2 separate regions of the Homo sapiens genome follow, and region 2 is linked to region 1. Evidence: chromatin contacts called from ENCODE Hi-C or POLR2A ChIA-PET data. All regions are on one chromosome and are shown on one strand. Each heading gives the region's core, a stretch centred on a gene start or an enhancer-like site at or near the end of the contact. The rest is flanking DNA. Distances are from core to core; before and after follow the strand shown. Region 1 holds the start of ABLIM2 (actin binding LIM protein family member 2). Region 2 overlaps ABLIM2 (actin binding LIM protein family member 2).

Evidence for each region. Hi-C counts contacts between places; a loop is a spot of excess contacts on that map. ChIA-PET counts read pairs that join two places held with the same protein, here RNA polymerase II (POLR2A). Pooled maps may share reads with other maps.
Region 2: a loop to region 1 is called in a map of psoas muscle, with 2.2 times the contacts of the local background. The contact joins the enhancer-like site here to the promoter of ABLIM2 in region 1. A Hi-C loop is called at or near these places in 7 of 168 maps with a recorded cell type or tissue (OCI-LY7, cardiac septum, endothelial cell of hepatic sinusoid and 3 more) and 6 of 50 pooled maps. POLR2A ChIA-PET finds 5 or more read pairs at or near these places in 5 of 52 experiments (H1, OCI-LY7, SK-N-SH and 2 more).

The regions. Positions count from the first base shown.
Region 1 is chr4:8,156,950-8,161,015 of GRCh38, forward strand. ABLIM2 (actin binding LIM protein family member 2) reads right to left here and starts at 1,864. Exons shown (of 21, transcript NM_001130083.2): 1 at 1,731-1,864. The coding sequence starts at 1,740. RefSeq lists silencers at 1,581-2,070, 2,411-2,470.
Region 2 is chr4:8,118,740-8,122,805 of GRCh38, forward strand. The region is part of intron 1 of ABLIM2 (actin binding LIM protein family member 2); the gene reads right to left. Among named protein-coding and RNA genes, the nearest start is that of ABLIM2, 38 kb to the right of the region's middle. Within about 2 kb of position 1,917, at least 2 of the 41 ENCODE cell types and tissues checked have a DNase peak (open chromatin) inside an H3K27ac peak, as active enhancers do; they include gastrocnemius medialis, where a contact is called at or near this core.

The DNA.
Region 1 (4,066 bases), core at 614-3,113:
AAGGGCTGGATTGATTCAGAGGGTCTGAGCTGAGCTGGCCACCCAGCAATGACCATCCCAAACTACCGAGGGCCTCCCAGGTGTGGGGCTCTTCATGTTGTACCTTGTCCCCTCCAGGCAACCAATGCTACTGCTCTTACAGGTCAGGAAGCCAAGCTCTGGAAGGTGCCACCTATGCCTAAGACCACCAGGCAGTCACCATGGTTCAAACCCCAGTCTCTGCCCCCAACTGCCCCAGTGCCCCCACACCCCTTCTCGTCAGATGCAGAGGAGAGATGCCAGCACTGCTTCTGAGGCTCTCCCTGATGACAGGGGGGACCACAGGTATCAATTATGGCCACAAGAAGCATAAAATTACTCTGTGTGCACCCAGCCATTATCCCCACCTGCCATTAGATAAATGTGTCTGGAGGTTCTGCCAAGTCTCAGGGTGCCCTGCTCCCCAGCCACTCCCAGATAACTAGGTTGGCCATTTCAGAAATCCTCTTCCAAAGGGTTCTGCCTCTGACCTCCCCAACCGCCTGCCATTGCTCTCAGCTACTCCCAAAGGCTCCCGGCAACGCCGTCCCTCCTTCCTTGGATTGGAGGGGGAGGGAGACAATCTCCCCAGGGAGGGGAGTCCCTGGCCCTTAGCCCCCGCCCCCTTCTAGGCCTACAGCCCACAGGAAGCTCTTACTAAATTCACATTCTCTCCCCAGTCCGATCTCCCTCAGGGGAAGCGGCTGTCCCCATTGGTTTCTGCACCATGGCCAAGGGCCATACTGCAGTCCCTGGCGCGACAGGCTTAGAGGAAAGAGCACAAGAGTCAGTGAGCCCGGGGTTCGAATCCCCGCCCCCCCTTCCTGAGCCAAGCAAGTGACTCAAGCCTGGTGCGCCTCGGGTCACACCCTGAAAAATGGGGTGACAGCCCTTCCCTGCCGGGAATGCAACGACAAGCCCTCAGCCCGGTGCGGGCCCCAGGAGGCTCTCAGATCCGGGCATCCTCAGGCCGCCTCCAGGGCTCACCGCCAAGGGCTCCAGTTCTAGGTCTCAGTTTCCCCAACAGCACAAGGCGCGGCTGGGCTCCAGCGCTGTGGGATTTTTCCAGCCCCGCACAGAGGCTGTCAGATCCCGGAGGGTGGGTGCGGCGGGAAAGGCAGGGGTGCGACGCGCAGGGGCGAGGGGCTGGAGACGCGCAGAGATCGGGTCGGGGCCGGGTCTGACACATGCGGGCTCCGGGTCCCCAGATCTGCTGCGGAGAGTCCTGGGCGCCGAGGGTCGGCCTGACGCCCCCAACCCAGGCGCTGCCAGAGCGGCGCAAGGGCGGCGCCCCCAGCTGCAAAGCCCCGCCTATCATCTCACCTCTGCGTGCCTAGGTCTGCTGGGGCCCCGGCCCTTCGCCCGGACCCCAGGCCCCCGCGCGGACCCTGACCGCTTTCTGCAGCCTGGAACAACCCGGACCCCCGTGAGAAGCAAAGAAGGGGCGCCTTCCAGACATCCTGGCGCAGCCACGCCGGCCGGCGCGCTGGGAAAGGATCCCCGGCCCGCGCCACTGAGCTACGCGCTCCGGGCGCAGGGCAGAGGGCTGCGCTCTGGCCCCTCGGGGCTGCAAAATCCTGGAGCAAAAGTTGGGTGGAGCCGCTGGGTGATTTTCCCCGGCGTTGCAGGTGCAGCCTCCGAATGCCACCCAGCCCTTGCGGCGCCGCGAGCCAGCGCGGGGACCCGTTGGTCCCTCGGTCCCCAGCACCCACCTGCACTCATCTCAGCAGCCGCTCGGAGTCGGGGCGGCCCGGCGCTGCGACAGCCAGACCCTCGGGCCCGCAGGTGCCGCGCCCGCGCTATCCTCCGCCCGCCCGCCGGCTCCGCGCCCGCTCCTTGCGCACACGCCAGGCAGCGCCGCCGCAGCCCCACGGCGCGCAGGCCACGCCCGTGCCACGCCCACTCTCACGCCCCTCCTGGCGGCCCCGCCCCGCGCCCCCGCTGCCGCCCGGGAGCACCCTGGGAAGTGTAGGCACCTCGACGCCACCGCTCCGCCTGGCTCCCCAGCTGCGGGGCGATCGGACTACAAGTCCCAGCACGCTTCGCGGCCAGCGCAGGCGCAGACGGGCGACGGCGGCTGAGGCCTTTCGCAATCGTTCTTAGATCTCTGCAGAGCTGTCGCCACGGCCTGAGGGGCGACGTGGGGACTGCCGCTCACGGAATCCGGGAGTCGCTAGGAGAGCGGCGCAGGGAAAAGCGAGCTTGGTGCAGCTCTTCTTGAGTAGTCGAGCTACAAGGCGCCTGAAGACCTTCTGGGCCAACTCTTCTTTACCAGTTTACAGAGAGGGAAACTGAGGCGGGGGCGGTGCTCGGGCAGGATTAGCCCGCATCCGTCGGCGAGGCTTGCACTGGTGGGGATTCGTGCGCAGGTTTCCTGCCTCCGGGCTTGGGCTGTCCGCGCCTCGCCACCCACCCCAGGCTCCCGTCGCTCCTCGCCGGCTGGCGCCCAGCTGGGGGGTGCACCGGGAGAGGTGGCGCGGCTCACTTCGGCGCAGTCCCCGGCCCCAGCCTCCACGGTGACCGGCTACCCTGTGACATCAGGCGCCCAGCACAGGGCCTGGACGCGGGTGCAGGAGAGGGAGTCAGGGAACGGGGAGGAGCAGGGGTCCCCACTGTGTGCCTGGTGCGACAAAAGGCGAGCTGCAGAGAGGTCGGGAGGAGCCGGCAAACACAAGGATGCCCACCAGGCGCGGAGGGCCTGGGCTGGAGGAGCATTTAGGATGCAGAATCGCGGGAACCTGGCATGGAGAGAGAGGCCAAGGACTTTTGGCTTGGGCCAGGGCTGTTTGGAGATGCTTTCAACAAGTGGAAGAAGATTGGGCACAGAAAATGTAGACTGAATGGAACACTGAGGCAGGAGCAGGTACTCCTCCCCCTCCCTCAGCAGCAGCCATCTCCCCCAAGAGGGGCCAGGATGGGAGGCCAGGAGTACAGTGGCTCAGTGGGGGAGCTGAAGTCCTGGGGAACCAGCCAAGCCCCACACACCCTAGAAATCCAGGAGGCCCAGCTAGGTGATTCTGCCCGCAGCCGCAGGGTTCCCATGCCAGTCCACTGGGATCTTGTGCCATGTAATTGAGGGGGCGCCAGATCTAAGGATCAGTGAACTAATGTGTGCCATGACCCAGTGTGAGTTGAGATCAATAAATGTCTTTGCTTTGCTATTATTATTCTCTGTGGCTAACATAGGGCCTGGCACAGAGCAGGCAGTCTGCAAATATCTGTTGAATAAACGGAGAGAAGGATAGAGGGGAGGGGAGAGTGCTGGCACCTGGCACTCCTGGATCATAGCCTGAGAGGTAGGCCAGGCACCCACCTGCCGTAGGTACACCCTGCTGCCACTTGCCCTCTAAGGAGCTCTCGGTCAGGCTCCCCCGCAGCCTCTGTTTCCTCCCTCTGTTTCCAAAGGCTCCTGAGAACCTCCCAGGGGTGCCATGATTTCCCCCACACAGCCTGGTGAGGACGGCAGGGAGCCCTCACACCTCTCTGCCAAGACCCTGTGAGCCAGAGGGTGGATGTGGGTGCCCCATTCCAGACTGGTTCCAGAGCCCAGGACAAGGGGCTGGGGAGCCTTAACAGTTCTCAACCTGGAAGGGCCTCGGGGCCATGTGGTTCCAACATCTTCTTTCACAAGGGCAGAAACCAAGGCCCAAAGACATACTGCCTCAAGTCACCCAGCAAGTTAGTGACAGGGTGGGGCTTGAGCCAGGTCTTTTCTTTCCTTCCTGCTCCGTGTCTGCTGAACTGGGACTTCAGCGAATCTGCTGGTTGAATTGAATCGATTGAAACAGACTTGGTTCTCTGTCCATGGTACTACAGGCCAGGTGTGACCTCAGGCAACTTGCTTGCCCTCTGTGTGCCTCAGTTTCTATATCCTTCAACTCACAGTGCATACATACCCCTTAGGATTCTCAAACACCTTCAGTGTGCTGGGCTTTCTAGTCCTAGTGAAGAAGATAGACAAGAAATCATTTCACATGCCACAAGATTCATTCTAGAAAAATGCTGCCCCTCTTATTTTTTAGCAGGCCTGGTGGGGTGTCAGGGGGTC
Region 2 (4,066 bases), core at 667-3,166, 38 kb before region 1:
CCGGGGAGCACTGTGTGCCCATCTCACCTGGGAAGACCCTACTTGTCCTTCCAGGCCCACGTCAAATGCCCCCTCTGTACCGACAGCGTATTCACAGACAATGATTCACTCTTGTGCTGAGCTCTGCACTGGAGGCTTCAGGACCTAAGCGCCCTTCTTTGCACCCTAACTTTAAGAAAATTGTCCTTATTTTACAGACGCAAAAGCTCACCAGGTGAGGGGATCTGTCTGTTGTCCACCTGGGCCCACTGATGGGGTGACCTTGAGCAAGTCAGGGCACCTCTCTGAAACAGGACAAGCCTCTGGCTTTGTCTACAGTCCCATGGTGCCAGGGATCCTCTAGAGACCTGTGCTGGGCCTGGGGAACAAGTGGCCCAGCAAGCCTCAGGCTGTCCCAGGACACTTTTGTCCTGGCACGATCACTGGTCTCAAACGTGTCTCAGGGTGGGGTGTGGGGCTGAAGAGAGCCCCAATCTCACTTCTGAGGTGAGGTGAGTTGGGGATGCTGGGTATGGAAGGATCTAGAAGCCCAAAGGAGGCTGGAGAGGGCGTGTAGTCTTGTGGCACAGGTCTCGGGCTTCCTTCTTTTTTTTTTTTTTTTTTTTTGAGACAGAGTCTCGCTCTGTTGCCCAGGCTGGAGTGCAGTGGCATGATCTTGGCTCAGTGCAACCTCCGCTTCATGGGTTCAAGTGATTTGCCTCCCTTAGCCTCCTGAGTAGCTGGGATTATAGGTGCGTGCCACCACACCGGGATAATTTTTGTATTTCTAGTAGAGATGGGGTTTCACCATGTTGGTCAGGCTGGTCTTGAACGCCTGACCTCATGATCCGCCCACCTGGGTCTCCCAAAGTGCTGGGATTATAGGCGTGAGCCACCGTGCCCAGACTGGGCTTCCTTCTTACTAAACAATCTTAAAATCACCAAAGAAAATGATTCCATTTTCTTGATACTTTGCACAGTGCTGCAAATAACAGTGACACTGTCTTTTAAAAAACAAACAAACAATCAAACAAACAATTTCCTCTTGGGCCCTGGCTCGAGGGCTTGGTTGCTTGGACCCTTTGTGAAGTTGGGGCTTTTGCGAGGCTGAAACTCCACTAGCCCTGAGTGAGCCTAAGGGGTCAGGGGAGGGGTTCCCAGCCCAGTGGGAAGAGCAGACCCTTCGCCTCCGCTCAGATCTGGGGTGCGTGCTCAAGTCCTGCGGGTGGAGGTGTCCTACAGCTCCTTCCGGCATGAAATCCCTGTGATTTCCCTATTTTGAGGCAGGGGTCCATGAGGACAAAGTCACTCTTGGCCACAAATAGGCTCTGTTCACAGAGCGACAGGCACAGACGTCGGGCGGCAGGGTCCCTGGCGGCCCCCAGAGCCTGAGAGGAGCCTCTCCTCTGGGAGGCAGGAAGAGAAAAACAGCCCAGCGGCCACGCTGCCCCTTCCTCCCAGAAGAGGACGTGGCAGGAAGCAAGAGCGGTGCCAGCGGGGAGCTCGAGCCATCTCTGTGGGCTGAACCGGGACCCCCAGATGCCCACGTTGAAGTCCTAACCCCCGGACCTCGGCAAGTGACTGTGTTCGGAGACGGGGCCTTCAAAGGTGTCGTTATGGTAAAGCAAGGTGATCTGGAGGGTGGGTCCTCATCCAGTCTGACTGGTGTCAGAAAAAGGGGAAATGTGGACACAGAGACAACCCCAGACAATCCCCCGTCTGTGTGTTTTGTCGTGGCAGCATGGGAAACCAGAGGGAACCCAACATGAAGACGCGGGAGAAGATGGCGACTTAGATGCCAGGAGAGGGGCCCTGGGACGGGTCCTTCCTTGCAGCCTCAGAAGGAGCCAGCCCTGCCCGCACCTTGATCTGGGACTTCTGGCCTCCAGAACTGTGGGAGGATGCACATCTGCCAGTCCAGCCCCCATCTGTGTGCTCTGTCGTGGGAGCATGGGAAACCAGCAGGAGCACTTCTCAGCTTACAGTGCAGGTCCGTCCTGATGAACCCGGGGCAAGCTCGTGACATCACTAAGTTGAGACTTCACTGACTTCACCTAACCTAGCGACCATCACAGCTCAGCCCAGCCTACCGGAAACATGCTCAGAACACCTACGCCAGCCTACAGCTGGGCACACACATCTAACGCAAAGCCTGTTTTATAATACAATGTTGACCGTCTCACGTAAGAGTACTGTACCGCAGATTGCTAGCTCAGAGAAAGATCGAAATTCAAAATTCAAAGTATGGTTTCTACTGAATGCATATTGTTTTTGCAACATTATAAAATCAAAAAACGATAGTCCAATCATGGTAAGTGGGGGCCTGTCCACACGCCATCCCTGCAGGTGGGAAGAGCCAGAGCTGGCCTCAGAGCCCAGCTGGGGACTGGCTGGCTCCCTGGTCACTTCCCCGAGCCTGTTTTCCATCTGCAAAGTGGGACACTGATCCTACCCAAGGCTGGGCTTTTGGAGAACGGTGATGTGACGGTGACCACACGGGGCTGGCAGGAGTTTGTGTGAGTGTCAGGTGGGGGCTTCCTTCCAGGGGCAGAGCTGGGAGAGACGGTACTGGGCAGCCACCCCCGCTCAGGCTGGCTGTGGGCTCCGGGCAGACGCCAGCCCAGCTCCTGCTGCTTCCAGGACTCTCCAGGCCTCCAGTCGCTGGCCCAGGCGCCCCCGGCACCCACATTCCTGGAGGGTGTTATTCCATCACCAGAAGAGTGCAGCCGTTCCAGAGCGAGGAGCATCTGAGGAGCTCATGGGAGGTGTCCCGGAGGGTCAGGGCTCAGAGCATGTACACTGACTCCCCTGCCACCCCCCACACAGAGGCAGACAGGGCGGCCCAGCCCAGGTCACGCAGCAAGTCTGTGGCCAGGCCAACACCAAGGCTCGGGTCTGCAGGCTCCCAGCCCAGGGCTTGTCCCCCAGGGTCTCATTGCCTTGAGCCAGAGTGGCCACGCTGGTCCAACAGGTGACCTCCTCTAGGCCTTCAGCGTACAGCAGATGCCCAGTGAATATTTCTCAAATCTAATAGGAAACAGGAAATGCGCTGAGTGACTGCAGGGCACTGTCCAGTGGATGGGGGGGTGATGATGAATAACCCATGTCACATCATCTTTCAGTTCCTGTGTCCAGGCAAACACCAGGGACTGCACTCAGCACCTCCACCCACAACCCAGGTCACAGAGCTGCAAATGGCAAAACCACACAGTTGGGCACCGGACCCAGACCTGCCCAGACCTCAAGCCAGCTCTCAACTCCCTCTCTGGGAGGAGCTGAGGGGCTGAGCTAGTCCCACCAGGGACCCCACTCTCTCTCCAGGCAGCTGCTGTGGTACATGTCCCCAGTGCAGGGACCTGGCAGGCTAGGGGACCTGACAATATGCCCCCAAGCATATACTGGCCACACCTCAGCTGCAACCCACTCCTCCCCAGGCCTTTGAAGATGGGGCCACAGCCTTGACCTGGAGACACCACACCAGCCTGGATGGGGAGTCTCGCTGCCCCCTGTGCATCTCCATCATATCCGAATGGCCTGGTAAGGATGGCCACAGAGAGCTGGAGAGGTCCCCCACTTTGTCCTCGGCTCCCATCCTCCATTTCCCAGGGGACACCCTCTGTCCTGGTCCATGTGGGCTGCCAGAACAATACCAGATGTGGTGGCTTAAAAGACTGACACTTATCTCCCACAGTTCTGGAGCCTAAGAGTCTGATATTAGGGCAGCAGCATGCTCGGTCCCTGGTGAGGGCTCCCTTCCTGGCTTGCAGACAGCCGCCTTCTTACTGTGTCCTCACAAGGCAGAGAGCGCGCTCTGGGCAGGAGTCCCATCATGAGGACCCCACCCTCACGACCTCATCTAAACCCCATCACCTCCCCAAGGCCCCTCCTCCAAATAGCGTCACCCTGGGGGTTTGGGCTTCCAAGTGTGAATGCTAGGGGAACATGAACATTCACTTCTTAACACCATCCACTGTCAGACCCTACATGGTACTTGCCACTTTAGTCCACTTGCCACTTTAGTTCTTTTCATCCTGCACAGCTGGGACCTGTCCTCTCTTCACCATTTACGGATGGGCAAACAGAGGTT